4 separate regions of the Homo sapiens genome follow, and regions 1, 2 and 3 are each linked to region 4. A link is a loop called in an ENCODE intact Hi-C map of the cell type or tissue named here. Cell type or tissue: heart right ventricle. All regions are shown on one strand. Each heading gives the region's core, and the rest is flanking DNA. Links, peaks and the distances in the headings are about the cores only.

Region 1 (7,893 bases), core at 1,300-6,299, 290 kb after region 4:
TGAGTGTTAAAACTAGGAAAGTCCCAGGCAAACTGGAGCCAGTGGGTCAGCCTAAATTAACAAGATATGAAATACACATCCAAGTCAGCTGGGATTTTCTAATCTCCTGCTTTCTAGGCAAAACTGAAGCAACCAGAGCGTATTAGTCTTCCTCTACTTTGACTCCTAAATCACCTTCCTTTTTCCCCCATTAACATTTCTAGACCATGGAAGGGGCAAGAGGGAACTTTTTGGGGTTACAGAAATGGTCTATATCCTGATTGTGGTAGTGGTTATACAACTGTCTCCATTTGTCAAAACTCAGCAAATTTGTACACTTAAAACTGGCAAATTATATTGTTATGTAAATCGTACTTCAATAAAACTGGCAAAAAAAAAAAAAAAATTCTAGGCTGGGTGCAGTGGCTCACGCCTGTAATCCTAACACTTTGAGAGGCTGAGCCGGGCCGATCACTTCAGGCCAAGAGCTCGAAACCAGCCTGGCCAACATGGTGAAACCCCGTCTCTACTAAAAATACAAAAAAGATTAGCCCGGGCATGGTGGCGGGTGCCTGTAATCCCAGCTACTCAGGAGACTAAGGCAGGAGAATCGCTTGAACCCGGGTGGTGGAGGTTGCAGTGAGCCGAGATCACGCCATTGTACTCCAGCCTGGACAACAAGAGCAAAACTCCGTCTCAAAAAAAAAAAAAAAAAATTCCAAATCATTTGGTGCTGATTTCTGACAAATTGGGAAGGCAGCAATCTGATTAAGCCAATTCACTCATTAATCTTCCCACAGGTACTAACTTTTAAAAAGATGTTACACAATAAAAAGGCAGCTATTTTCAGATATGGTGAGGAAGACATTTGGTGGTAGAGGGTCTTCTCGGCTCTCATAAACTATCTGGTACTAATAACATTTATCATACTTAGACTGGACTAAGATGTGCCAGGCAACAAGCTAAGTGCTTTACATCATTGCTATTCAAAATGAGGTCCACAGACCAGCACCATCTGATCAACTGGGAGCTTACCAGAAATCCAGAATCTTTGGAAGGCTGAATTGGGAGGTCTGCTTGAACCCAAGAGTTCCAGGCTGCACTGAGCTATGAGTGTGCCACTGCACTCCACTCCAGCCTGGGCAACAGAGCAAGATCCTGTCTCTTAAAAAAAAAAATAAATGCAGATTCTTGGGCACCACTGAAGATTTAGTGAATCAGAATCTGCATTTTAACAAGATCCCCAGGTGATTCCCATGCACTTTAAAGTTGGAGAACTGCTTTACCCAACTTACCATGTTTTTTTTTAAATTATACTTTAAATTCTAGGGTACATGTGCACAACATGCAGGTTACATATGTATACATGTGCCATGTTGGTGTGGTGCACCCAGTAACTCATCATTTAACATTAGGTATATCTCCAAATGCTATCCCTCCCCCCTCCCCACATCCCACAACAGGCCCCAATGTGTGATGTTCCCCTTCCTGTGTCCATGTGTTCTCATTGTTCAATTCCCACCTATCAGTGAGAACATGCAGTGTTTGGTTTTTTGTCCTTGCGATCGTTCGCTGAGAATGATGGTTTCCAGCTTCATCCATGTCCCTACAAAGGACATAAACTCATCATTTTTTATGGCTGCATAGTATTCCATGGTGTATATGTGTCACATTTTCTTAATCCAGTCTATCATTGTTGGACATTTGGGTTGATTCCAAGTCTTTGCTATTGTGTATAGTGCCGCAATAAACATACATGTGCATGTGTCTTTATAGCAGCATGATTTATAATCCTTTGGGTATATACCCAGTAATGGGATTGCTGGGTCAAATGGTATTTCTAGTTCTAGATCCCTGAGGAATCGCCACACTGACTTCCACAATGGTTGAACTAGTTTACAGTCCCATCAACGGTGTAAAAGTGTTCCTATTTCTCCACATCCTCTCCAGCACCTGCTGTTTCCTGACTTGTTAATGATCGCCATTCTAACTGGTGTGAGATGGTATCTCATTGTGGTTTTGATTTGTATTTCTCTGGTGGCCAGGAGGGATTAAAGACTTAAATGTTAGACCTAAAACCATAAAAACCCTAGAATAAAACCTAGGCAATACCATTCAGGACATAGGCATGGGCAAGGACTTCATGTCTAAAACACCAAAAGCAATGGCAACAAAAGCCAAAATTGACAAATGGGATCGAATAAAACTAAAGAGCTTCTGCACAGCAAAAGAAACTACCATCCGAGTGAACAGGCAACCTACAGAATGGGAGAAAATTCTTGCAATCTACTCATCTGACAAAGGGCTAATATCCAGAATCTACAATGAACTCCAACAAATTAACAAGAAAAAAACAAACAACCCCATCAAAGAGTGGGCGAAAGATATGAACAGACACTTCTCAAAAGAAGACATTTATGCAGCCAAAACTTACACATGAAAAAATGCTCATCACTTACCATGTTTTTTTATCCTCACTATAACTCTATGATGTACATCTAGCAATTATGCTTTAAGTTTTTATTAGTTCAACCATTAACGATCACCTATGTCTCTTATTTACCTAGTGGTAGTTATGGAAGGAAGAGGAGAAAAGATGTCATTAGTGTACATTAACATAAATTTACTTATGTTCTACATCCTGTTTTCTTCCTACTTTGCCAACTTTCTGTCTTAAAAAAAATAGACAATGGATTTCCATGTAGTCCAAATAACTGAGATGAACTTTGGGAGGCTGAGGTGGGCAGATCACCTGAGGTCAGGAGTTCAAGACCAGCATGGCCAACATGGTGAAACCCCATCTCTACTTAAAAAATACAAAAAGCCGGGCATGGTGGTGGGGGCCTGTAATCCCAGCTACTAAGGAGACTGAGGCAGGGAGAATTGCTTTAACCCAGGAGGCGGAGGTTACAGTGAGCCAAGATCCCGCCTCTGCACTCCAGCCTGGGTGACAGAGTGAAACTCCATCTCAAAAAACAAAACAAAACAAATAATAATGATAATAAATAGGCAGGGTGCAGTGGCTCATGCCTGTAATCCCAGCACTTTGGGAGGCCAAGGCGGGCAGATCATTTGAGATCAGGAGTTCAAGACCAGCCTGGCCAACGTGGTGAAACCCCATCTCTACTAAAACTACAAAAATTATCAGGGTGTGGTGGCAGGTGCCTGTAATCCAGCTACTCGGGAGGCTGAGGCAGGAGAATCACTTGAACCCGGGAAGCAGAGATTGCAGTGAGCCGAGATCATGCCACTGCACTCCAGCCTGGGCAACAGGAAGAGACTGTCTCAAATAATAATAATAATAATTAATTAATGAGATGAAAAAACATAGGTACAGAGTTAATATGAATATTACAAAGGATTCCCAGAGCAAAGAAGGTAGCCAATACATAAAATGAAAGGTACCAGACTCCTATGGTAGAAGCTGGGCCTAGACATAATTTAAGTTTTTATTCAATACACATAAGGCTCACTACAGCCCTACTCTCTCTTCCACCCTATACAGAGCTCTTGGTAGGGATCCCATAGCTGGAGCCATAGGTCTTCTCCCCATCCCAATGGACAAACAAAAGAGATACTTTATGCCATAAAAAAAAAAAAAGAACTAAAATATAATCAGAGTAGTTCCTTGGGCCAAGAATAACCTGTATTTTGCTTTTCTATGAGACAGCATGGTAGTACAACCTGCTGCTCCTGCAAGAATACCCCTTAGAGATTTTGCATCCTGGGAAATCATCCAGTCCAAGGATGAAAGTAGACCAGTACAGACTCGGGACAGGAAGGGGTGGCTAAGAAAAAAAGGGAAATCAGTGGCATGCAAAACCATCTCATTAGAAAGATGAAACTGAGGAGTAAATTGCTGATTACCTGAAAACAAGAAATCCAAACAAGAAAATATTATGTTCATTAAGAAAGACCACAATATATCTATAAAACTTTTATTAAAATTGGAATTAGAAACTATACCAAAAACTTTAAAAATACATTAAGACATTGTTCTTTTTTCTTACAGAAAAGAGGGTGAAAATAAGACCCATGGCAAAGAGCCATCCCTGATAATTTTGTTCCTTTCAAACATTCATGAACATTTAAATAAAATTACAAATATTTAAATAACCCTAAGGTATTACCCACAGGCTAAAACTTGCCAGTAATTCCTTAGCCCTGCTATTTCAATATCAATTCCACAAACATGGAAAATTATGGTAACTGCAGGCTGTAACAGTTTCTAATATTCACATTATGAACTATTTGTTATGTTGTCATAAGAATGTGCTCATGCTATAGGCAAATTCAGAGGTGATTTCACCATTTTCAAATTATCATCAAGAGTGTGAAAGAGGAAGATGACACACACGTGGGATGGTGTGGAAATCCAAAGCCCCACATTTTGGGAGTCTGTGACCACTCCCATCTGCCACTAAAGCTACGAGTTGGTGTTGGCATGAATCTGCTTTGTTTATTCCCAGCAGGCTCTGGCTCGTGTCACATAAGGCACCAACATCCTTTTCAAGGTAGTAACCATCTAGAATCAACTCAATTGTAACCTGAATTCATAAGCTTAAGTCACCAAAAGACATCACTGGGTCATAATTATATAGGTTCCCCTAAAAAAATAAAAAAAAAATCAATTTCTGCTATGTAGAAAAAGAAACAAAAGGTTTAGGTGCCTTTGCCTTGTGCAATGGATATTTCATATGTTTATTAATTGGTTTCAGTTAATATGTAATATGAAGGCATGATAAATGTGTCAAACTGTTCTCTTGTTTCAGATACAATTCTTGGCATTTCAATATAGGTTATTATCTCATATGTCAGACTTGAGTCCAGAGAATACTAGAAGGACATTTAATTTCCTTTCCTCCTCCTTCCTTTCACTACTCAATTCAAAGAAAAGTTATGAGTACACAGCTAGGAACCATTTTTACGTAGGCATCCATCTGAGCCCATCTTGTTTTTTTTTTCTAAAACAACAAAAAGACTAAGGACAATTACATAATGCATTCCCAAGCCTTTTATGGATATCAGGGCCTGGGGGGACTATCTGGCCTATTTGGGTTCTTTCATTCACCAAAATTCTATTATACATGCCAAGGGTTAAAGGGAACACCATCAGTCAAGAGACGGCTGGGCCCTAGAATGGAATCTATTAGCATAAAATGGAACAGTGGGACCCAAAGAGCTATCAGCAAAATTCCCTTTGTAACAGACGTAAAAATCATGAATTTGAGGGGAAAAATAAACTAGTTTTGGTGGGATGCAGTGGCTAACAGGAATTACTTATTAGAAGGTAATGAAGTTGCTAAATTTTCCTTGTTTTTGATCCCTGTGTTCTGTTGGTCTCTTGAAGCAATCTGAGTGGGAAAGGAAAGTGAAAGAAATGTTTTATGCCAGCTGCCTCTTGTATTCCCATTAATGGGAGTCTCTACATTAATGCTCTACATAATTTGGTCAGACTGATGAGAGGCAATAGATTTCCAATGCTGATGAGATCCAGAGCCCTGGAGCCCATTTATGGCTTGACATTCACCCAGCAAGACGCTGACGTGGCAGCAAACACGGCTCCAATGTCCAGCTTACCTCATAGTTATCCCTTCAATCCTTCTTGATGAGATTGGTCTGAGAGATGAGACTGTACTGAAATCACAAGAGCTATAACTGCCAGAGAAAAATTAAATGGGGTCTTCAAGTAGTGACTGAGCCAGCAAACTAAGTGGCCAAGAGGGAGACAAGAGCAGCTCCTAAAGAAGGTTGAAGTCAAGCAATCTCCGGAACACAGAGGATCTGAAGCATCTGGGCAGAGCCACAGGCAGGCAGGGCAAGGACACACAGCACACCAGAGCAGCACCGTCCTTCACTGTGTGAGAGCAACTCTCAGGCTGCAGAACCAATTGCCATCTCCACTGCCTACAGCTCAGGTCTCCAACTACCAGATAGGGAGTAAAAAACAGTTTGATTTTATTCACCTCAAGTCTAAACACGGTGGAAAAAAAACTGGTCTAGAGATGGAAACTATATTTCATGGGGGTTTATTAAACAGAGAAAGAGGAGAATCTTTCACAATTTCACAGTGCTTTCTCATTGAAATAAAGACATGATCAGGAAAAGTCACCCTTATAGGCAAGCTATCACCTCCCTAAGTAGGGGAGGCACCAAAATCTCCAGAGAATCCTGAGACCACTTGCACGAGTTGAATTATTTTTTAAAATAAACTTATGCTTAAATATGCTAGGTCTCAATTTCTATAAATAAGGTAAAAAATAGTATATTTCAGAAGTTTTAATAGTTCTTTGTAGAGAGAGAACATTTTACCATGTACATAATTCACAAGGGTATAAAGGTTTCCCAATGTAAAGTTCCTTTTACCCTTCAACTGTAACCCATAGCATCTGCCCAAATACTGCTCATTTTTCACTTTCTACTATATGTCTCTTTCCTGCCAACTGAGGTAGTTGTCACTTAGGACAGTTTAAGGCTCTGGAAAACACTGGTGGAAATAATCAACTGCCCACCTGGAGGGCAGTCTCAGAGCTGACCCTTTGGAAGTCTGCAATGGAGCTAGGCCTTTCAAAATTACCACGCTAAATGGCTGGTCTAAAGGAGTCATTACGGCTTTTTAAAAAATCATCTGCCTTTTTCCATCATCTTGGTGAGCCAGTAAGTCTGGTGCTGTGCGCTTGCCATGACCATCTATCTTCCTGGCTAAGGTAATTACAGACTTTTCCAGGGTATAAGGGTGAAGACCACAAAGAAAAAGAACCAAGTAAATGACAGACACTTGAGAATTTGCTTCCTCACAGATGACATTGCTGGTTTATAAGGGGTACTTTGCAATGGCAAAAGAATCTGAAACTAATGCTACTGCAATAACAGGCAGCATACATCTCAGGTCAGAAACGCAATCATAAATAAGTGTAAGTTCATGGAAACTTGACAGCTGAATGAGCACCCAGAGGCATGAAGATAACCTGGAGCCTATTTCCTGGCAATGCAAATTGTGGCTGCTGCATAACTACAAATTGTGTATCAAGAAACTACATAGTTTCAAGGCTTAAAAATTACCCAGATTTGGGGGAGTATGGGTGGTGAGAAAAGGCTGAAAGGAATGGACAGAGCATGTAGACAAAGGAAGGGAAAGGAAAAGGAGACAGTTTCCTGATTTCATAGCAACTCAAAGATAACATGACCCAATGACAGGAAAATGGAGAACGTATAAAAAGCATCCAAATCCCCTAAACAAGATGACTTCTCCTAGCTAGCAGGAATAATGCTACTCTGAACATACATAGTTCACAGGTAAGGGAACTGACCCTTCCTGAAAGGGCAAAGGCAGGGTAAGGAAGAATGGGAAGAGAAGAATACAAATGTTTTTTAAGATGGAATTGAAAGTTGAATATAATAAAAAGCCCAGTACATCTCACCTGCAGAAGAGCCTACAGGCATGTTCCTAAAGGCAAATAGGACTTTCTATCATATGTATGAGAACTAAATCAAAGCTTAAAACAACAGCTCCTGGGGCTTTAATGGATAATCCATATTAATAAATATGTAGGGGCCTAGGGGGTGTGTCACTCTGGAGCACTTGCTGGTTCTGGAACATGAGTTTGTTATGTTTTTTAAAAGACATTCATTTAAAAAACAAAACAATAAAAATCTATTTTCCTCCCAAAACAGTTAAATCAATAATTATTCTAAAGTCACTGAAATAAAAGCTGGAGTGAAGGAGGCTCAGATTTGTGGATTTCTCTCTGGAAGTTGCAGCCTATAGTCTAAAAGCATTCCTGCACTTAACAACAGTTCTTACTTTGGAGAGCCAGCCAGTGACAGAAATGCCATGATTGAATCAACTTTCAAGAAGGAGCTAGAATGCCATGCTAGCTGTGGCCATCCAATTTCTCTGGAAACATAAAAGTG
Region 2 (7,462 bases), core at 1-5,000, 240 kb after region 4:
TGAGCATATTCATAGTAGGTAGGAAGAGAACTCTCATTTCAAATTTCTTTTTTTATTCTAAATAAAAACCACACTTTGTGCTGAACAATGGAATATAAAAGAATCAGATGTACAATGATTTTAGACATCTACTATTTGGGGAAAAAAGTTTACAAAATATACAAAACTTTACAGCAATAGATAGTAAACACTTAAATATTAGGAGGTCAGTACTTATTAATTTAATGGAAGGAGTTAGACGTCAACAACTCTTCTCTGTTTCATAAGAGACTTTAGCTATTCAAGGTGGGGGCGGCGAGTGGATTGGACAGGGGAAGGGTTTTAAAGAAACATCAAAATCGAGTTTCATTTTCATTCTGATGTTAAGCTTATGATGCATAACCACATTGAAACTAATGCTGTGCACCCTGCCTCCTGACTCATTTGGTGCAGGATTTAGGGAAAAGAGTCCCAGATGGGTGCAGACCACCCCATAGAGCCCACTCCCATACCAATAAATACAGTGTCTATCTAGAATTTGCTTTGGAAGTTAAGCAGTCTTGGGCTTGGGGAAAGGGGCACAGAAGGAGGCCAGAGGAAGAAGAAAATTCAACACTAGCAAAAACCTGTCTAGGAAAAAGATATTTAAGCCCAAAGGTTTGGCCTGGAGACAAACAGGTACTCACAGATCAGAAAAGCAGAATATAAAAAAAAACTTTTACCCATCTCCTGGTTCTTAGGGGTCACCTGGGCCTGACCCTTATCCCACCTCCTTTCTTCCTAACTAGCCATGGACTACGGGAACTCCATGGAGTCATAAAATTTAGGACCAAATACTAAGGTTCAGCAGAGCTTCCTAGCGGGTGCTGTGGCATCAGTGAGTCACCCAGTGGGTCACTGGAGTGCCAGGATACTAATCTCTGCCTCTGGCCACATGGAGCCTCTGCTGTTTAACCCCGGGTGCCACACAAGTATTACCATTTTCCCCTCGGAAAACAAGTTGGGAATGGCCTCATATTTGGTTTAATGCTCTATGACCACCACCTTGAAATTTTTAATAATTTATGAATAAGAGGGCTCCACAAATGATGTAGCTGGTCCTGAGTACATACCAAGAAAATGGGAGAAGAGGATGTTCAAGGCTTAAACAGAACTTCAGAGTAACACAGAAGAGAGTAGTAAACTAGGTTCCAGGAGAGAGGGAGCAACAAAATCAAATGAACAGAAAGTCAAAACAATTAAAAATGCAAAATAAAATGAATACCTTCTACCAGGTATCCCAGGGTGCCCTCTGCCACAATATAGTGTTTCAAGCAAAACCATTCAGAAGAGGGTGAGCTGGAGGCAGAGGAAGCAGACATGACTTTGGTGGGGTGGGGGGAAACGGGAAGTTCAGGTGTGAATACAGGGGTCACCAACAGGGAGAGGGTTTGGTCAACAAATCTCATGAGCTACTGATCCTATGACGTATCTGACTGGGACCAACTGAGCCACCCTGATCAATCTGATCAGCCCCCGGGGGATCAGGGGATGCAGTTTTCTGTTTCGTGTTTCAAGGGCCAAGTTTCAAGGATCTGCTTTTTGGTTTACTGGCAAAAAGGGAAAACTTCACAGTTTCAGGTTAAGTACACAGACCACCCAGCATCCATGATGCCCTCTGTTAAGGAAAAAGGTTTCTCCAGCACATTTATCTGCTCTCAGCCACTCGGCTGGTTCCTGTAATTACCACCTCTCTCACACCAGCATTTCAAAAATCAGTCCTCACCAACAGTCTGGGAGGGATTGCTCATGCTTGAAAATGTAGCAGACACTTGACTGTAGTCTGTTACACATTTCCTTCTTAAATTCTAATGGTCAGTGTGAGTAAGAAAGGGAGAAGCCAGTCAGCAATGAAGAGTCTCAACACTGCTTTCCTGATGAGGATGTCCTCAGAGGACACTGAACAAGGTGGGTTTAGATGGTCAAAGGTGGACCTTTAAACTGGCCACTGTACAAGTCCCTTCATCTAATGGTCACCCCACCAGAGAGCCAGGCACTCCAACTCTGAGGCTTTATCAGTTCAGGGCTGGGGAGAAGCAGCAGGTCCAACAAGGATGGAGCTTTGGTTTGTCTGACATCTCAATATAAATAAAGACAGGAGGCTTCCAAACTGTGCAAATAGGTCATTCATGTCACTTGTTCCCCTCAACCCTGTCCCCAATCTACTCCATCACAGGAAGGAAGGGGGATGAAAGGCCTGGAATTTAACTGTCCCGAACTTTATAGAACATACACCCATGGCCTAAAGTGTTCCCTGGGTTTATTATGCTAGAGACAATCTGGAGAAGAAGAATTTGCTTAAGGGCTTGACATGTCTTCCCTTAGTTATACCCCTGGTTCTCCACATCTCTGGTCAAGGCTGTTCTCTGGAATATGGCTACTTGCTGGGGAGAAACTCATTTTCCTAAAGTCTCTTATACAAAAGAGATGCTGGGTAATGTGTATACAAAAACAAAAATAAATAAATATTAATGTCCAAAAAGGCTTTGTGAGTTAATGAAAACCACTTGCTTGTGAAACAGCCCGGGGTGTTGCTGAATCCCACCAGGGGCAGTGCCAGGGCTGAGGCCAGGGACTCCCAGAGCTCACCTGAGCAGGGTGAGGTAGTATGAGCTACTGAGGTGGCACCTCACAAGTATGCAAGATCGAGGGCCCTATCCCTCAAGACTTCTTTGGGCAAAGCCCCTTAGAAAACCAAGTAAGAGTGGAGCTAACCAGCTGCGTGGGCTGTGCCGGCACACTCTGCAGCCACCCACGGAGGGCCTGAACCAGCTGCCATCCAATAGCGCCCCCTGGAGGTGATGGCAACGACAGATCAGGATAAATTCCAGCAGGTCAAAGGTGAGCTGACAAAGCTCCGGCACTGTTAGCACAAAGTAAACAGGTTACCCGACTAGGACAGACAGTCAGAACGCACACCCTGCTACACACCACCAGTTACTCAGGTCCCTTTAATCCTGAAGGGCTCGCGGTCTGCCACTCCACCACTTCATGGAGTCAGCTCATCTACACCACGGGCCAAACACTTCTGGACGGGAGACCAGATATAAATTAAGGCAAGGCTGCTGCTGTCAGATACATCCCCACCTCTCCACCAAGACACTCATGGCCAACAGAAGTGGCCAAAACAGATGACTATATCAAAGTGGTTCCCTATCCTCTCTGCCCCACAGAAGGCCGGACGTCCCGGGCCATCACTCCATAAAATCCTGTTTCTTTGGAAATGAGGAGAAAAGAGAAACCTCTCCTGTCCATCCAGGCTGCCACTTCTGGTGGCACTGCAGGACACCCCTTCTGGCTGGCAGGGGTTCATCCCAAAGCTTTCTGACCTAAATAGAAAGCTCTGTGCCTAGTATGGATCTAGCTGCCAAAAGATTTTCACTGTTCAATCAGCAGATTAGGGCTGTAGATAAGCAGACACCAACATCCCTGATGTCTTGTCCCTGCTGAGGGCTGGAACCTGAGGGGACTGCCCTGCTGACCTGTCTTTTCTGAATGATCACATTCCCAAAATCTTTCTCATTGCTGGTCATCCCAGTTGGAGGCCTGCAGTAACACCCACAGTGAAAACCTCCCTTTACCTCCTCTGTTAAGTGAGGCTGTTGGTTGGATTCTTAGCAGCATAAAACCTATCAGTAAACTAAAACTAGAGAGGCTGGGGAAGGGGGTCTAGTGGACACCAACTGCTTGACTAGATCCCAAAACCAGCCTCAAAAGAATGAAAAACATAGCCCTGCATGGGCAAGAACAGGTATGGAGGTAAATGTGATAGGGCTGTTGCTTCTCAACAACAGTAACAGCTTATGTGCTATTTCTTCTTCTTTTCTTCTTTAAACACAACACAGAACAGAATTCCTACCAAGGCAAAATTATAACTTCAGCTGGGGAGGGACCAACACCTCTTAGATATCAGCATCCTGGCTGCTGCTTGGGAGCTCCCCGTGGCTCTGCCGGGACCCAGTCAACTGTCCGGGTTCTTATCCGCCTCTTTGGAATGGATGATGTACATGAAGGTCTGCTCGATGGTGAAGTCAGGGGGGAGGCTGCCTTTGTGCACACCAACATGTTTGCTCATGAGGTTAAGGGTGGAACTGTAGTGCCCACAGACTGTGCAGCGGTACATGAGGGCCCCCGAGTGTGTCTTTAGGTGGCACTTGATGGTCGAGCGGCCTCGAAAGAACTTGTGGCACACCTTACATTGGTATGGCTTCTCCCCCGTGTGGATCCGCCGGTGGTAGTTGAATTCGCTTGTGTGGGCAAATCTTTTGCCACAGACCTTGCAGCTATACTTGCTGTTCCCAGGTTGGCCCTGCAGCGCCAGCTCTTCACCCAGAAACTCCTCTGCTGGCAGCTTCCGCTTCTGGAGAGCTGGGTGCTGCAGCCCAAAACCAGGCCGTGCATCAAGGCCACTGTTGCATTTGTGCTGGCTGACGTGGTAGCGATAGGCAGCCTCTGACTTGAAGCTCTGGCTGCACAAGCGGCAGTGGAAGAGGGCGTCTTCCAGACTTTGGTGCACAGCCATGTGCTTCTCTAGAAGATGCCAGTCCACAAAGCTGTTCGCACAGACAGAACAGGAGAAGACTGAGATGCCGAGATGGGACAGCGTGTGCCACATGAGGCTGCAGAGGTTAAGGTGACGCTGGTCGCAGACACTGCAGGCCTGGCCCTTCAAGTTTAGATGGTCAAGGATGTGGCCCCGGACCACATGGAAATCTTTGGCCAATACTTTCCCACAGGCAGCGCATTTCAGCTCTGGGGAGGCTGCCCCTGAAAAGAGACCCAGCTTCCCTGGCAGGGGATCGTTGGGGTGGACAATGATGTTGTTCTCAAATATTCCATCCCGTCGGTGAAGGGTCAGCTGCCACTGGGTAAAGAACTTAGTTTCACACATGTCGCAGGAGAAAAGGAAAATACCAATGTGGGACAGGACATGAGTTACCCGGGAGTTTCGGTCCTGGAAGTGGGTCTCGCAGACCTTGCAGTTGCCCGTCAGCAGGTCCACATGGTCCCGAGCATGCTGCCGGATCAGTTGAATGTTGGGCTCTAGAACTTTCTTGCACACCTGGCAGGGCATGGCCTTATTCTCCCGATTGTCATTCTCTCCAAAAGCCAACTCATCCTCACTGTCATCACTCAGCTCAATCACCTCCTCAGTTGTGCCTATATCCTCAGCAGGGTCTTCAAACTGCAAGTCATCATCCCCCAGGTCCTCGAGCTGGAGCTCATCCATCTGCCCAAAGCCAGGATCTTTGGAGTGCTCACTATTGCTCAGACAGGAGTTGGTCCCAGTGGTAATGTCTACTGCATTGTCAGGGGTGAGGAAGCTGTTTTTACTGAAGTCTCCATTGCTTTGAACTTTGTATGGCTGGCAGGAGCTCGTGCTGGTCTGGATGCCCGTGCTGACAGTGCCTAGGAGTGGCTGGGTCATCATGCTAGGAATGGACGTGAAGGGAGCAGGGGTGTCATGGTCTTCTGTCTTTGGCGGTGGTGGGGGCGGTTGCGGCAGATGCAGGCTATGGTTAGCGTCACTGGCAACATTCTTCTCTTCCTCTTTATAGCTCCCTCCAGCATCACTGGGCAACACATAGTTTCTATCAGCACCAAGGTAGTCCCCACCACCTCGGAGTTCTCCAAGGGGATGGGCAGGTTCTGCCGAAGGACAACTCAGGGTACCAGAGTGGCTCTCACTGGTGCTGGTCAGGGGCTTGGCCCTGGCAGTGCTCTCCAGATCAGGAAAGGTAGAGTGACAGGCCTGGAGGAGGTCCTCCATACCCAGACGCTCAGCTACCTCGTAGATGACCCCAACATTGATCAGGTCTGTGAAGAGTTCTGAAGTGTAGACAAAGCTCAGAACCTTCTCAAAGTTGGCAGGGGTGATGAAGTCCACCACATAGGTCCTGGCAGCATCAAGCCCAGTATTCAGGAAGAGGTTCTGGAAGTAGCCAGCTGCACAGGCCAGCACAGCCTTGTGGGCCGGGAAGGAGCGGCTCCCCACCACAATGGTGACGTCGCACATGGTCTCTGAGAGCCGGCACTTGTTGAGTTCCTTCAGCAGGTTGTTGGGGTGGTTGGTGCTTTGCAGTTTGATCCTCATGCCCATCTTAGCAGCTCCTATGAAATTACCTCCTTATCAGCACAGTTAATCTGTGGATAGCAAGAGAAAAAGATGGATGGCCAAACACATCCGTGCAAAAGAGGGGCTATGCAGGAGAAAATACCATCACTCTGAATGCTTCCAAGCCCCAGGTAGGGATCAGGAGTAAACTGGCATGGAGAGTTCCTCCATTATGACAAGGCAATGACATCTCCCCCTGTATATACTCAAAGAGTTATGACAAAAACCAAAACGACTGATGACAATCTGATAGCTTGGTTTTAAGCTGGTGCCTAGAGACGAACCAGAGGCATTCCCTTGGACACAATCTTATACTTCATTACCAGAGCCACTGGATCAAATTTTTCTCCTATTAATTTCCTCCCAAATACAAGCTTTCCTAATTCATTGAGCATATTCTTTTCCCTCATGATGCCAAATACCATGCACATGCTTGAACACAACTATCAAAGCTCCACTAGCTACTGAGGAACATATAAGGTGGTTCCGTTTTTTAGCTTTGTCATTGCTGTGTCTTCAACCTCTCAATAATCTCCAAATAAATCTCACGTTCTTGAATCCCCATCTCTCTCTGCCTATACTACATACCCGCTCTCTGGCCTTTCGATAACCCAGAGCCCCTCCAGATATTGCTTTATCACAGTCCCTGTATTCTGTGAAGTTAAAACACTCAGAATGCACAGTAAGAAAAGTAGAACACAACTGTGGTAGTATTTAATATTACTTTAATATGTTGTATTCTTTTTCGCCACCCTTTTCGGGGTTTATATTTTGTTGTCCCTGCACTAACAGATTTACTTGATGCCGCAAGAAAGACTTCTAATTATACAGGTAAGACTCCTAGAGGCTTGTTCACTACCACTTTCTGCCCTTTCTGACTCCTGCACGACTAAGGAAGAAGAGCTACTTGCATCCCTGTTCAGTCTCACAACTCTGCCCAACACAGCCCCTTTCTCCATCTCTCCAGATTCTAACAACTCCCAACTTTTTCTGGGGCCCAGGAAGCGTCTAAGTATTGTGGGGTACCGGCCAAGCATCTCCCGGGCCCTGGTGGCCACCCCTGAACGATGGGCGGGTCGGAGCACTGGGCAGCCAGAGGAGAGGGTGGGAGAGGGGGAAGCTGGGAACTTCCAAGGACACCCCAACAATCCCCGGGCGCCGCGGTCTCCCCTCCGGAGTCGCATCTGGGAGGGAAGGGCGCTGCATCGGCTGGGGCGCTCCCTCTGGAGGCAACGAGCGCCTCAGTCCCTCCACAAACAGCGCGGGGCTCACCCGGGTGAGCCTGTTGGGGGCATGGGGCTGAATAAGGGGCCAAGCGAGGGGCGGCGG
Region 3 (7,893 bases), core at 1,139-6,138, 220 kb after region 4:
CCAGAAGATGAGAGCATCACTCTTGTGTTTGTGCAGGTGGACACAGTTAGGGTGCAAGTTCATTTTCTAGTTCAATGTATTTATTGAGTCAACAAGTGTGCTACATGGAATAAGGGAAAGGAGTGGAGGAGAGGAAACAAGGATGGGGAGGCTTCAGAGTTTCAAGGTTTGCACCCATTTCAAGGTATTGGGGGGTGAGGGGTGGTCCTTCCCATCTCTGCTCCTAGTGCCTGGCACCCAGCATGCAGTAAAGCCAATGCTGTGAAGTGCATGGACAGAACTTGAGAAAACAGAATGAGGGTCCAACAAATATCTCTCCAGGGGAGAGAGACAGAGACAGGAAATAGGAAGACAGGAATGGGCTAAGACAGAGAAACCAAGGGGAAAGGACAGAAGAGAAAAAGAAAAAGGAAAGAATAAGAAAAACACATGAGTAATTACTTTCTGCATCCTGTTTAGGAGAGATACACTTAAATCCTAAGACTAGGGGAAGTTAGAGAGCAGGCCTGCACTGGGCATCAGGGGACAAGCTGTGCTACAACCTGCATCAATGTCAAGGCAATATCTGTCCTGGAAGAAAAGGTCACCTTGTGTACCTGGGAATCCCAAAGCTCACTGTGGACTGAATGGCCAGAGCAGGAGGGGAGGAGGGAAAGAGGTCTCATGCCACACAGGTGTCCAGACTGCACTCTCTGCCCCAGGAAGTACCACCTTTTCCTCCCACCATCTCATAAGGCCACCTCTGCCCTATCCCCATAGGGTCCAGCAAGCTTTGGGGAAGACTCTACAGAAGACATAGGGGAGCAAACTAATAGCATGAAAGATCTGGAGTAGTCAGAGCTACAGAACTACGGACTCCAGGCCAGCAGGGGCAGGGGTGTGAGTGGGTGAGGGCTGGGGGGTACAGGAGACGGAGACTGACCCTAGGAATATTGGAAAAACAATAAGGCCTGCAATGGTGGCCCTTCCCCTACTCAGAAACCTTTCCTGGACTTGAAGGAATGAGGATTCTTTGATTCAATAGTTGTACTTTTCTTGAATAGCACTGCTAAGCCTGTCAACAAACCTTGGTAGAGAATCGCTACTGAGATGTTATTTATGCCAGGAAAAGTGGGTAACAAACTTCGGCATTCAACAATATAGAATCCCTTTAACAAATTATGGCCTCTCCACATGCTGGAATATGGAGACCTTGATTGTTATGTTGGGGAAGAAACTTGATGATGAAAATGCTGACCCCAGAATGTGTAAAGTAGAGGGAAATTAACCCTGGAGGCTGGGATTAGGGGGAATGTTGTTTCACTCTCATCCTCTTCTATGATTTCTCCAATGAGAAATCCTATCTTATCCTCCTATCTATCCAATCTTATCCTCTTCTATAATTTCTTCATGTTTTCCATTTACAATCAGAACAAAGCAATCAATGATCTCCCTTTCCCCAAAAGGAACAGGATTCATCACTCGGTGTTTGATGTGAAGTCCCTTCAGCTCTCCAAGCCCCAGTGTCCTCGTGAATCAAGCGGAGATCATCTTAAAGCCCTCAACAGGGACAAGTGTGAAGGAACCAGTAAGAGAATGCTGAGATCAGAAGCCTGGATCCTGCCCAGCCCCATCCCCGATGGTCTCATGCCAACCGTCAGGACCCAACGTTATCCAGAGACTGGGCTCTAACCACAGCCTGGACTCCTCTAACCCTGGGCCCAGCCACAACCACTCTAGGACTTCTGCTTTGGAAAACAGAAAGCTCAAGCCCCCGAAAATAAAAGTCCTGGAAATGTTCCCAGTTAGCAGACACTAGGTCTCCCCTAGTGACACAGAGAGAAGAGAAACAAACAGGCACTAGGAGGGATTGAGGTGGTCCCTCTGTCCCCCACACACTCCTTCACCCACTGGGCAGCTGCAGCAATGCTCTCTGTCTTGGTGATGTCCATGGTCACCGTCTCCAGCCTGTCTGAAGTCTGGCCCCTCAGCTGCTTGGTCCCCTTCTCTGTCCTACATGCAGCTCCCGCAAGCCTGTGCATTCAGTTGTCTGGCCAGTAGCTTCCTGAAGCGTGAGTCACAGCTCATGATGAACACGTACTTGTCTCTCAGGTGACTCACCACCTGCCTCTCCCAGTACCAGTGCAGAAGGTAGTATAGGCCCAGGAGGACCGCCAGGTAGAGCCACATGGCTTTGCAGAGGACAGACCCAGACGGGCTGGGGTGAAGTGAGAGTCTGGCCTCTGTTCAGACAGGAGGACTTAAGAACACAGAGGGCTGAGGTAGGCAGGGAAGCCCTCAGGCATTTTGGCAGAAAGTCCTCACTTTCCTCTCTGATCACTGTCTTTCTGCACCATTTTTTATCCTGGCTTCATCTCTCTGCTCTTTCAACTGCCTTTGCAGGTGTTCATGCATGCAACTGCAAACCCCAAGCTCTGCCCAGTGAGTAGTTATCACTACTCAGCAATGCTTCCCTAGTCCACCAATGCCTCTCTGCCTTGCTGTGCCTACTCAGGTGTCCACACAGGGGCCCACACACACACACCATGAAACACACCACTCTGATCTACAAACAAGGGTCAGAACTTGTCTCTACATATCTTGTGATATGGTTTGGATATTTGTGCCACCAAAATTGCATGTTGAAATGCGTTCCCCAATATTGGAGGCAGGAGCTGGTGGGAGGTGTTGGGTCATGGTAGTGGATCCCTCATGGCTTGGTGCTGTCCTGGAGACACTGGAATGAGTTGTGATGGGATCTGGTTGTTTAAAAGTGTGGCACCTCCCCAGCTCTCTCTTTCTTGCTCCCACTTGCCATGTGACAAATCAGCTCCCCCTTTGACTTCTGCAGTGATTATAAGCTTCCTGATGCCTCACCAGGAGCCAAGCAGATGCATGCTTGTACAGCCTGCAGAACCATGAGCCAATTAAACCTGTTTTCTTTATAAATTACCCAGTCTCAGGTATTTATTATAGCAACACAAGAACGGCCTAACACACATTGTATACCAACACTCCTGGACCATGGTCTCCCAGAAAACAGACTTTACTGGGAAGCTACACATGGTTTCCAGGCACATTCAGTGGAAATCCTGCTCTGAGCCTGAGTTTCCTCATCCCACCCAGCATCCAGAATCAATCACTCCCCAGAAAAGTAGGGCACGATCAGGCTCTCTAGGATGAGAAGGAGAAGGCAAAAAAGTGAACAAGAGCAAGTCCCCTCCTGCTACAGTAGTTTTCTGGGGCAGAAAGATGTGGAACACCCACAGGGAGAGTCCAACCTCACAGGTAAAGAAAGGGGAAAGAAGGGAATGGAGCCTTGGAACCCACAGGAAGGAAGTACCCAGGGCTGCTGGGAAGGGGAATGGAATGACTTATGCAGGTGTCACAGGGCTCACCTGCTCACCTCCTGATATGCCCTGGGTGCTGGCTCCACTGCCCTCTGCCCTCCCCTGTCAGGGCCCACATCCAGGATCTGGACCCCTCAGACACTGAGAGGCTAAAAACATTGCTCATTTGAACAAGGACAATGAGGATGGTGGTCCAAAACCTTGCCCAAGCAGGGAAGGATATGAACCCTAGTAACTGTAAAGGTATTACTTCAGTTTGTATCAGGGTGTTGATGGACAGGAGGGATCTCCTTCTCAGGAGACTACAGAAAGGGGTACAGACTGGACCTCTGCTGTCCATGGAGGGTCCCTCGGTGTGAGGTCGAGGAAACTATTTCATAACTGGTGGGCAGGATGTAGAGGGGCAGGGAGCTGGGGGAGTAGGTGTGGGACAGAATAATCCAGGGTTTATTTGCACTGGGCCTCTCTCCCACTGTCCATGTTTGCCCAATTTCTGTCCCCTAATTGAAGGAAGAAGTGGAGATGGACTGGGAGGGGGAAGGAGAGGTTTCCTGCAGAAACCAGAGGCTAGCAAAGAGCCGCGCGCCCCCTGGTGGTTCTTCTCTAGCCCTGCAGTCACGACGTGGGCATCGGCCTGGGATCAGCCAAGGCTCTTCAGCTCATCCCAATGGCCACTCTCTCCAGCATCGGGGAGCCCCCATATCTCCCTGCACGGATCCTCCAAGAAGGAGGGAAACAGCAAGACTGCTGGCTGGTAAGAGACTGGACTACTGTTAATTAAGCAACATGGATGGTGCCTTGAGTGTGCTGCATACTAGAGGTTTGACAGACTCGGAGCCCCTTGAGGGCTCCGAGACTGAGTCCAGTCATTTTTGTATTTCCAGCCCCGGCAGTGCTAGCTTCTAGCAGAGATGAAGGAATGTTGAGGTAGCTGACACTGCAACATCTGGCTTCGCTTTCCATTTTCATCACTATTTCTTACATCATGCGACAATATGAGATTTCCTAAAGCCTCCATTTTTCTCATCTTTATAACGAGGGAGGAGAATCAAGATGACTTTGTCAAGTCCTCCCATCTCCAATTTCAGGGAGTCTAAGAATCCATATGCCTTTATTAAAATGGTGAAAACTTAGAAAGATGGGGTCTTGGGAAGCACTGGAGAATTTCTGACCAGCATACATTAGGTGCTCAACAAAAGTTAACAGAAACGGAAGAAATCTGGAACCAACAAGAGACTTACCACATCTACAGAGAGGCTGGGGGAGGGGTGCAGATCAGGAGATGGGAGAGTGAGGGAGAAACAGAAGCTGGGAGAGATAGGAGACCAAAGGAAGGGGGAAGGGTGGCGGCATGCGGGGAGGCTGCTAGTGCTGTAGGCGGCAGAGGGATATTAATAGTACCTGGGGCCCTTCCAGTCTCTTATCAGTCTTTTCAAGCTTCCTCTTCCTTAGACTGATGTCACACCCTCCCTTCTCACACTTGGGAAATCACAGAGGAAACAGTTGTCCTTCATCTAGTGAAAGATAGGGAATGGGAAGCAAAGACATTCACTTTCCCCTTTTCAAATCCCTCCGAGATCATCCTACAAATCCCTCAGCCTTCATGAAGGAGACACCTCCTTCCTCATGCAAGAAATTTCCTAGAATTCCCAGGGCTGAGTCAGCTCCACACAAGTGGATACCCAACATTGCTGTTTTTATCCTGACCCCAGTCTAGCAGAAGCTCTCCAAGGGTCATTTTTTTTTAAAGCTTTTGGACATCATGGGCCCCTTCGAGAATCTAAGGAAGGTTATAAGCCCCCCACATAACACAACAATCAAAAACTTGCTTATACTTTTCATACAGTTCACACCTAAAACCATTAGCTGCATGGAATCCAGCTCAAGAATCCTTGTAATATGGGCTTATTGACCTACTAGCTGTGTGACTGGGGCAAGTTATTTAAAGTTTCTGTGCTTCAGTTTCCTTGTCGATGGTAGTACCCACTCCATGAAGTTGTTATGAGGATTAAATGAGGTGATATGGATAAAGCCCCTTACAACTGTGTCTAGCCAATGGTGCGTATTCAATAAACATCAGCTGTTACTATTACTACATTTCTCTGTGGTAATTCATAGTGACATTTGGGAATGTTCCCACCCTTCTATGTAAAAAACACAACCCAAGACAGCCAAATAAAAGAGGAGGCTCATGTTGATCTAATTCAGAGAGGAAAAAAATGGCTGGTGGTAATAGGACTAGAGAGGTCTCTCAGTGTCAATTCCACAAGATGGGATTCCTTTTTCCTTATCCCCATGAAGTGGAAAAGGAGCATGCTTGTATATATTATCTCATGTATCCCATATAATAACCTGTAAGGGAAGCATCATTATCCTCACTTTACATATTAAGAAACTGACATTAAACTCCTATCTCTCACCAGACACAAAAATCAACTCAAGATGGATTAAAGACTTACATATAAGACCCAAAACTATTATTAAATTATTAGAAGAAAATCTAGTATTGCAGGAAAAATCTACTATCTAGTATAAGGAAAAGTCTCCTGGACATTGGACTAGGCAAAGAATTTATGACTAAGATCTCAGAAGCACAGGCAACAAAAACAAAAATAAACAACTGGGACTTAACTAAACTAAAAAGCTCTGCACAACAAAAGAAATAAGCAACAGAATGAACAACCCGCAGAACTGGAGAAAATATTTGTAAACTATTCATCTGACAGGGGAGATATCCAAAATATACAAAGAACTCGAGCAAGAAAAAAAAAAACCCCACAAATAATCCCACTAAAATGTGGGCAAATGACATGAATAGACATTTTTCAAAAGAAGACATTTTTCAAAAGACATTTTTCAAATGGCCAACAGATATATGAAAAAATGCTCAACATCACTAATCATCAGAGGAATGCAAATAAAAACCATGACGCGATATCATCGTACCCCAGTCAGAATGGCTATTATTAAAAAGATAAAAAAAAAAACAGATGTTGGCAAGAATGTGGAGCACAGAGAACTCTTAGACATTGCTGGTGGGAATGTGAACTAGTACAACTTCTATGGAAAACAGTATGCAGATTTTTCAAAAAACTAAAAGTAGAACTGCCATTCGACCCAGCAATCCCACTACTGGGTATTTACTCAAAGGGGAAGAAATCAGTACATTAAAAAGACACCTGCACTAGTATGTTTATCACAGCCCTATTCACAATAGCAAAGACATGGAATCAACCTAAGTGTCCATCAACGAATAAAAGGATAAAGAAAATGTGGTATATATACACAATGGAATACTATTTGGCCATAAAAAGGAATGAAATTATGTCTTTTGCAGCAATGTGGATGGAACTGGAGATCATTATTTTAAGTAAAACAATCGAGGCACAGAAAATCAAATATTGCATGTTCTCACTCATAATGTGAGTGCTAAAAGATGTGTACACATGGATGTGGAGAGTGAAATGGTAAACAGTGAAAACTTGGAAGGAAGAGGGAATGGGAGAGGAGTGGATGATGAGAAATTAGTCAATGGGTACAATGCATGTTATGCTTGTGGTGGATACCCTAAAAGCCCTGGCTTGACCAACATGCAACCTATTCATGTAACAAAACTGCACATGTACCACATCAATCTGTACAAATAAATATTTAAAAACAAAAAACAAAAGAAAAGAAACTGAGATTCAGAAAGGTTAAGTGACCTGCCCAAGATCACACAGCTACCAAGTGGTGGAAAAAAGTGTCAAAAACAGGTCTGACTCAAAAACTGGTGTTATCTCCACAGTGTCTCGTGAAGGGCCGGTGAAGAGGGAAGAACTGAGCAGAGAGAGCCAAGGACAGGGTAGTGGGGCACAGGCTTTGAGGAGCCTGGAAAGCTCCTAATCTGGTACTTCTGGGCAAACCAGATTCCTCTCTAGCTTGGGGAAGCTGGTGGCAGGAGGGCAGAACAACCTCCACGACTAGACTTGGCTTCCTGACTCAGTGGCCTTCTGGAAGTTCACACTGTGGACGCGAGTGCAATTACTGCCAAATCCCTCAGCCTTAACCTGTCCACAAAGCACCTGCCTCCACCCCATAAGCCAGGCACGTGGGTTGATCCCTGGGACAGCCTGCCTCACCCCTTCTGCCAGGGTCCAAGCACAGCCCTTTGCCTAACCTGACCCTGGAAAGTCGTCTGCCTTTATCTCTGCCTCCCAATACCTCCTCCCTGGTACCTTCCTTCCTTTCTGATTGTTGATCGCAAAATCTTGTCTACACTTTTTTGGGGAAAAAAAGTGGGGCGGGGAGGAAAAAGAGTAAATTTCCAGGAATTGTTTCACTGCTGCTGTTTCTGCTGCATAGGGCAAAGCTGCTGGCCTGCTCCTTTTGCCCAGGTTGGCGAGGAGCCTGGCCTCCTGCTCCTCCCTCTTTCTCTTCCTCCCAGTCTCTCTCTTTCCAGCTGCACCCCACCCCCTAAAAAGCCCCACATGAAAACTGCAGAGCTATCACTTATTTCTTCCTGAGGGAGGAGCTTTCCCTCTGAGCCTCTGCCAGAAGGAACCACCATCACTTCCTCTTTCTA
Region 4 (7,893 bases), core at 1,625-6,624:
TTAATTTTCAAAGGTTCATAAGGACAGTTTCAAATATGTTCTATTGACACAGGAGCATAATAAACAAAAGGAGAATGGGGCCAAAGTCACATCTCAGTTTAAATATGATAAGCTCTGTCTCTTGTTATCATAAACTACTGAAAAGTAGCAGAGAGTTCCATCATATTTGTTTAAATGCCAGAGTTTTGGATTGATCTCACAGGAATGTTCCCTCTAACAGAGCACGTGATGATCACAAAGCCAATAAAACGTGTTCTGGGACGTTGCAATTGCTCTTTAATCTATTTGGTGCGTTTGGTATAGGAAACTGAGTATTTAAAACCTAAACTGTAAATTAACCTACCAGACTTTAGATAAGCAATCTGCCAATATAAATATTGTGTAGGTTCTCTTGTTAGCCATAAGGCTATACATGTTTTGGCTCTAGCTTTCTCCTTGCAGACTGCTTGAAATAAAGGATTGGCAGATTCACATTAAAGCACAACATTAAGCCTTGTTCCTTCATAGGAATTTGGATTTGTGTGAAGACAATGGGAAGCCATGGAAGGGTTTTTTTTTTTTTTTTCAGAGTGTCACTCTGTCACCCAGGCTGGAGTGCAGTGACGCCATCTCAGCTCAAGCGATGACCCTTGGGTTCAAGCGATTCTCATGCATCAGCCTCCCTAGTAGCTGGAATTACAGTTATGTGCCACCATTCCCAGCTAATTTTTTTGTATTGGTAGTAGAGGTGGGGTTTTGCCATGTTGGCCAGGCTGGTCTCGAACTCCTGACCTCAACTGATTCACCTGCCTTGGCCTCCCAAAGTGCTGGGATTACAGATGTGAGCTACCATTCCTGGCTCATTGAAGGGTTTTAAGCAGAGTAGAAACATAATCAGAGTTGTGTTTTGTTTGTTTGTTTGTTTATTTATGAGACAGGGTCTCTGTCATCCAAGCTGGAGTGCAGTGGCATGATCATGGCTCACTGCAGCTTCAACCTTCCCAGGCTCAGGTGATCCTCCCACCTCGGCCTCCCGAGTAGCTGGGATTATGGGCATGTGCCACCACACCCGGCTAATTTTTGTATTTTGTGTAGAGACGGGGTTTTGCAATATTGGCCAAGCTGGTCTCGAACTCCTAGGCTCAAGTGATCTTCCCACCTCGGCCTTCCAAAGTGCTGGGATTACAGGTGTGAGCCACCGCCCCCGGCCTCAGAGTTGTGTTTTATAAATAAACTCTGGAGCCCTGTAGAGGGCAAATAGGAGGGTAGAGAGAAACCAGAGGTGGAGCAATCCTAGCAGACTGTTGCCGGAAACCAGGTGAGAAATACTGATGGCCTGAGCTAAGGCAGTAAAGTGGAGATGGAAGGGATGGGATGGACATAATGACTTTAAGGAGGTAGAATTAATATTGATTGGACATGGGGGATGAGGAAGGGGTCTAGGATGATTCCCAGGTTTCAGACTTGGGCAACTGGATGGAAGGGAGTTGCCTGGCATCTATTAAGCACTTATTAAATTTGTTGAATACATATGCAGATAGGAAATAACATGAAAATGAGGAGGACCAGATTGCAGTGAATCATCATCATTTTAGTTTTGAATGTGTTGAGTTTGAGGTACTGTTGTGATTCTCCCTAAGTACGATTTTACTACGGGGTCGTACTGTGACTCGTCACATTTAATATAAGACAAAAAATGAGCAAAAGATTTGAATAGGCATTTCACCAGAGAAGACAAACAAATAGCCAATAAGCACATGAAAGGATGCTCAACATCATTAATCATTAGGGAAATGCAAATCAAAACCACAGTGAGATATCAATCCATACCAACTAGGATGGCTAAAATAAAAAAGATAATATGGCCAGGCACGGTGGCTCATGCCTGTAATCCCAGCACTTTGGGAGGCCGAGGTGAGTGGATCACTTGAGGTCAGGAGTTTGAGACCAGCCTGGTCAACATGGCGAAAACTCGTCTCTACTAAAAATACAAAAATTAGCTGGGTGTGGTGGCATGCACCTGTAATCCCAGCTACTCAGGAGGCTGAGGCAGGAGAATCACTTGAACCCAGGAGGAAGAGGTTGCAGTAAGGTGAGATTGCACCACTGTCCTCCAGCCTGGGTGACAGAGTGAGACTCCCTCTCAAAAAAAAAAAAAAAAAAAAAAAGATAATAAGTGTTGGTGAGCATGTGGAGAATTTGGAACCCTCATATGAAGCTGGTGAGATTGTAAAATGGTGCAGCCTCTTTGGAAAACAGTTTGGGAATTCCTCAAAATGTTAAAAATAGAGTTATCATTTGACCCAGCAATTTCACTCTTAGGGTACATATATCCAAGAGAATTGAAGGCCCATGTCCACACAAAAAATCTGTATGTAAATATTCGTTTCAGCATTATTCATAATAACACAAAAAAGCAGAAACAACCCAAATGTTTATCAGTTGATGGATGCATAAACAAAACGTGGAATAGCCACACAATGGAATATGATTCAGACATTAAAATGAAGTACTGATAAATAGATGAACCTTGAAAACATTATGCTAAACAGAAGAAGCCAGTCACAAAGGTCACATATTGTGTGATTCCATTTATATGAAGTGTCCAGAATAGGCAAATCCACAAACATGGAAAGTAGATTACTGGTTGCCAGGAGTGGGGTGTGGGAGGAAAGAATGGGAGGTGACTGCTAAGGAGTATGGGGTTCTTTTGGGATAATAAAAGTATTCTGAAACTAGATAGTGATGATTGTTGCACAACCTTGTGAATATACTAAAACCCATTGAATCGTACACTTCAAAAGAGTGAATGGTATGATATGTGAATTATGCCTCAATAAAGCTGTTACTTAAAAAAAAAATATATATATATATATATACACACACACACACACACACACACACACACACACACAACCCTAGGTCCAGGGCTCAAGCTATGAAACAGCTGCAGTTCTTTCAGAAAGGTGACTGAGCCAGCCCCAGCTTGCAGCAGCTGATCTCAGGTTGGCAGTCTTAAGAAGTGGGCTTTGCTAAAATCAACCTGCCCTCTGACCCCATTCCAGCAGGGGATTTGCATTGTAATATTCCAGTTTAAATTAGAGGATGGGACCAGGCACGGTGGTACACGCCTGTAATCCTAGAACTTTAGGAAGCTGAGGCAGGCAGATCGTTTGAGCCCAGGAGTTCGAGACCAGTGTGGGCAAGCTGGTGAAACCCCATCTCTACAAAAAACAAACAAACAAACAAACAAACAAAAAAACTCAAAATTAGTTGGGCATGGTGGCGTGCACCTTTAGTCCCAGCTACTCTGGAGGCTGAGGTGGGAGGATCACTTGAGCCTGGGAGGTCGAGGCTGCAGTGAGCCCAGATTGTGCTACTGCACTCCAGCCTGAGTGACAGAGGGAAACCCTGTCTCAGTAATTAAATAGAGGGCTGGGTGCGTCAGCTCATGTGTAATCCCAGCACTTTGGGAAGTCAAGGCAGGTGGATCACTTGAGGCCAGGAGCTCGAGACCAGCCTGGCCAACTTGGTAAAACCCCATCTCTACTAAAAATACAAAAATTTTTACAGGCGCCTGTAACCCCAGCTACTCCAGAGGCTGAGGCAGGAGAATTGCTTGAACCCGGGAGGTGGAGGTTGCAGTGAGCCGAGATCATGCCACTGCACTCCAGCCTGGGTGACAGAGCGAGACTCTGTCTCAAAAAAAAAAAAAAAAAATTAGAGGATGGGGGCTGAGGAGCATACAAGACTCTCTGGTCAGGGCAGCTCTTTTCTTTCTTTCTGTTTTTCATTTTGGTAGTAACAGATCTGATTCTGCAGCTGATCAAGGATGACACTGGTGAGAACCCTATGAGGGAGTGAAGCAGCCTGGACTCTTACCACAAGAGGGAGGTGTTATAAGAGCAATGCAGAGGTTGGAGTGGGCAGCAGTTGGGGCAGGAGGAAGCCGACTGCTGCCTGGTCTGCAAAGAAGTCCTTTCAAGTCTCTAGGACTGGACTCTTCCTAAGCAAGTCCGGTATGTAGGTGGGTAAGGGTGGTTGTGTGTGTGTGTGTGTGTGTGTGTGTGTGTGTGTGTGTGTGTGTAGGGGATATGGGATATGGTCTGTTTGGAGACAGGTTTTGATTATGATTTTTTATCATCTTAAAAGATCCTTCAACTTTGATTCGTGAAAGAAATTTTGTCACGATTGCTTGCTCTGCTTTTTTGATCTTTACTCCCATGAAGTTTGGGAGAGTACTGGTTACAAGTTGGGAGTGATTTCATACTTACAAATAGGGACTCTGGGTATCCTCTGAAAACGGGATTCTCGGCAGTGGGGGAAACAAGCTCTTTAATGGTTAATGCTGATAGCTGTTGGGTAAGTTTGTGAAACTTTGGGTAAGCGGAAAGGGGCCTTCTGTGATTGGGCCAAGATCCCAGAACTCTGAGAGGTTGAGGAGTGAGGATCCCTTGAACTCAGGAGTTTGGGACCAGCCTGGGCAACATGATGAAACCCTGTCTCTACAAAAAATACAAAAAATTAGCTAGGTGTGGTGGTGCACACCTGTGGTCCCAGCCACTTGGGAGGCTGAGGTGGGAGGATCACCTGAGCCCAGGAGGTCGAGGCTACAGTGAGCTGTGATTGCACCACTGCACTCCAGCCTACATGACAGAGTGAGACCGTGTCTCAAAAAAAAAAAAAAAAAAAAAAGAAGAAAGAAAAAAAGAAAAAAAAAAGAAAATCAAAAAGAAAAGAAAAAACAATTATTGACTTGAGGAATACTTAGCCTGTATGCCCAAGTGGGAAGAAAAGAATGTCATGGTGGATCAGTTCAGGGAGCCATGTGCTGTTTACAGACTTGCTCTTAGGATCAGTGACTAAGCTGACTGGAGTTTATAGACAAACCCATGTCTGAAGATTTTAACCAAAGAAGGGAATAAAGGCTACTTCTTACTTTGCCATGTATTATATTGCAGAGAGAGAGGTCCTCGCTTGAGACAGAAGGAAGTTAAGGTGCACGAGCATGGCCCAAAATAGTGATAAAGAGCTGATAGAAATGATTAAGGATGTTGCAATATGTGGAGTTATGCATACTGTAGAAAAGTGGTGGTGTAATGCACCAGATAATGCACATTCCCATGGCACAGTTTCCTTCTATGAAAGCTCAGGGGAAGAGACAGGGCTCAGGGAGAAAGGCAATATGGCAATAATAAGACAACAACTACCCAAAATAATACTAATATCTAACAATTATGTATTGCTTTACATGCATTAACTTATTTAACCCTCTCAATAAATCACTGAGGTTTCTTTTTCCCATTTTGAACACGAGCACACAGGAACAGAGGCCAGTTCACTTACTCAAGGCTGCAGAACAAGTAAATCTCGAAGCCTGATTTTGAACCCAGGCCATCTGGCCTCAGAGTCTATGCTCATGATTCTATTTTTTATTTTTTTCTTTTGAGAGAGAGTCTCACTCTGTCTTCCAGGCTGGAGTGCAGTGGCATGATCTCAGCTCATTGCGGCCTCTGCCTCCCAGGTTCAAGCTATTCTCCTGCCTCAGCCTCCTGAGTAGCTGGGATTCCAGGCGCCCGCCATCACACCTGACTAATTTTTGTATTTTTAGTAGAGACGAGGTTTCGCTATGTTGGCCAGGCTGGTCTTGAACTCCTGGCCTCAAGTGATCTGCCTGCCTCGCATCCCAAAGTTCTGGGATTAAAAGCATGAGCCACCATGCCTGGCCTCATGATTCTATTTAAGAAAATTTTTTTTTAGGCTGGGTGCGGTGGCTCACGCCTGTAATCCCAGCACTTTGGGAGGCTGAGGCAGGCGGATCACGAGGTCAGGAGTTTGAGACCAGCCTGGGCAATATGGTAAAACCTTGTCTTTACTAAAAAATACAAAAATTAGCCGGGCATGGTGTTGCATGCCTGTAGTCCCAGCTACTCAGGAGGCTAAGGCCGGAGGATCGCTGGAACCTGGGAGGCAGAGGTTGCAGTGAGCTGAGATCACGCCACTGCACTCCAGCCTGGCGACAGAGCAAGATTCCGTCTCAAAACAAACAACAACAAAAACAAAAACACACACACAAAAAACCAATCCTTTTTTTTCTTATTATCTATTTATTAATTTTTCCAAACAGGGTGTTGCTCTGTTGCCCAGGATAGAGTGCGGTAGTGCAATCATGGCTCACTGCAACCTCGACCTCCCAGGCTAAAGTGATTCCCACCCCCTCCCCCCACCGTGTCAGCCTCCAGAGTAGCTGGGACTACAGGCACTCCCCACCATGCCTGCCTAGTTTTTGTATTTTTTGTAGAGATGGGATTTTGCCATGTTGCTCAGGCTGGTCTCGAACTCCTCAAGGAATTCGCCTACCTCAGCCTTCTAAAGTATTGGGATTACAAGTGTGAGCCACTGTGCCCAGCCTCATGATTCTATACTATCCACAAAATCAGGGTTGGGGCAGGAAAGCTCATGCAGAGAGGTTCTTGGAAAGAAAGAAAAGGAAAGGTGTCAGGCCTCTGAGCCCAAGCTAAGCCATCACATCCCCTGTGACCTGCATGTATACATCCAGATGGCCTGAAGCAACTGAAGATCCACAAAAGAAGTGAAAATAGCCTCAACTGATGACATTCCACCACTGTGATTTGTTCCTGCCCCACATTAACTGAGTGATTAACTTCGTGAAATTCCTTCTCCTGGCTCAGAAGCTCCCCCACTGAGCACCTTATGACCCCCACCCCTGCCTGCAAGAGAAAAACCCCCTTTAAATGTAATTTTCCGCTACCCACCCAAATCCTATAAAATGACCCCACCCCATCTCCCTTTGCTGACTCTCTTTTCGGACTCAGCCCGCCTGCACCCAGGTGAAATAAACAGCCTTGTTGCTCACACAAAGCCTGTTTGGTGATCTCTTCACTGGGACGCGTGTGACAAAAGGTAGTCGGAATCATCCAGAGTAGTCTTGTTGGTATCTCCATTTATTAGTGCTCTGTACTTGCCATGTTCCAGGTCTTTGCTCTCACTATTCCCTTTGCCTGAAATGCCCTGGTTCCCAATCTCTGCATGTCAAATACCATCTGTCCTCCAAGGCTCAGCAAATCATACTTCCTTCATTTTAAAGCTCTTTGGTTTTGATGGAACATAGGCAGTGTGAGAAAGAGGAGGGGGAGAAAAGGTCAAGATCCAATCATGGAGGGCCTTGTACAACTAAGGTTTTAGATTTAGATTTTCAGTAGGTTGAATGCTATTCAGGGAGTGACATCGGCAGAGCTGCGCTTTAGGGAAATTAACCAGACAGCCCTATGTGGATGAGAGGGGAAGTGAGAGTGACACTGTGGGGTTAGTGAGAAAGCTTCTGTGATAGGCCAATCAAGAGGCATTGAGGAGTCCTTGCATTTAGGGTAGAGAAGGGAGAGGAGGAGCTGGGAGGGGTGAAGGGGAAGGGACGCTGTCTGTGACTGCTGTAGGAGAACGGGAGTAGAGCATCTCAGAAGTGAACGGAGAAGCGTGTGCTTCAAATTGGGTAGTCAGAAGGATTAAACTATGGCTTCTGGCTGTGAGAGACAGGAGCCAAGGGGCAAACGTAGGCCATGGCCTGACCATGAAAAATCAGCTAATTTTTGTATTTTTAGTAGAGATAGGGCTTAGTCATGTTGCCCAGGCTGGTCTTGAAAGGGAAAGGCAGTGTAGTGCAGTGGTTAGATGCAAGGCTTCTGCAGGTGAACACTCTGGAGTTGATCCTGTCTCTACTATTCACTCTGTTTCACCTTGGAAAAGTCACTTAATTCTTGCCTTAATCTGTGCTTCAGTTTCCTCATGTGAAAAGTGGGCATAATAATTGCATACACTGCCAGGCGCGGTGGCTCACGCCTGTAATCCCAGCACTTTGGGAGGCTGAGGTGGGAGGATCACGAGGTCAGGAGATCG

What was found. A loop is a pair of places that touch in the nucleus more often than their neighbours do. Peaks named below come from ENCODE experiments on the same cell type or tissue, not always from the same donor. Only the 100,000 strongest peaks of a DNase experiment are listed, where the experiment ranks them.
Region 1: a loop joins it to region 4, with 2.6 times the contacts of the local background. A loop is called at or near these places in 51 of 110 quality-filtered maps.
Region 2: a loop joins it to region 4, with 5 times the contacts of the local background. A loop is called at or near these places in 58 of 110 quality-filtered maps.
Region 3: a loop joins it to region 4, with 13 times the contacts of the local background. A loop is called at or near these places in 96 of 110 quality-filtered maps.

What each region holds. Positions count from the first base shown.
Region 1 is chr12:57,051,740-57,059,632 of GRCh38, forward strand. NEMP1 (nuclear envelope integral membrane protein 1) reads right to left here. Exons shown (of 9, transcript NM_001130963.2): 9 at 3,904-7,893. Among named protein-coding and RNA genes, the nearest start is that of MYO1A, 5.6 kb to the left of the region's middle. In heart right ventricle, for the core only: no CTCF peak of the experiment used is centred there; no DNase peak of the experiment used is centred there.
Region 2 is chr12:56,998,800-57,006,261 of GRCh38, forward strand. It overlaps ZBTB39 (zinc finger and BTB domain containing 39), which reads right to left. Exons shown (of 2, transcript NM_014830.3): 2 at 37-6,162. The coding sequence starts at 6,118. The coding sequence ends at 3,980. It also overlaps a transcript of ACKR5 not described here. Among named protein-coding and RNA genes, the nearest start is that of ZBTB39, 4.0 kb to the right of the region's middle. RefSeq lists a silencer at 7,416-7,462. In heart right ventricle, for the core only: CTCF peaks have their summits at 2,809 (motif pointing left) and 3,009; a DNase peak (open chromatin) is centred at 2,822.
Region 3 is chr12:56,983,792-56,991,684 of GRCh38, forward strand. All of the region lies in intron 2 of LOC124902945 (a long non-coding RNA gene), which reads right to left. It also overlaps the pseudogene LOC390332. Among named protein-coding and RNA genes, the nearest start is that of ACKR5, 6.8 kb to the right of the region's middle. RefSeq lists a cis regulatory region at 7,363-7,893. In heart right ventricle, for the core only: a CTCF peak has its summit at 3,920 (motif pointing left); a DNase peak (open chromatin) is centred at 3,930; H3K4me3 peaks cover 375 bases; H3K27ac peaks cover 1,634 bases.
Region 4 is chr12:56,759,417-56,767,309 of GRCh38, forward strand. HSD17B6 (hydroxysteroid 17-beta dehydrogenase 6) reads left to right here and starts at 3,908. Exons shown (of 5, transcript NM_003725.4): 1 at 3,908-3,998. In heart right ventricle, for the core only: a CTCF peak has its summit at 3,870 (motif pointing right); no DNase peak of the experiment used is centred there.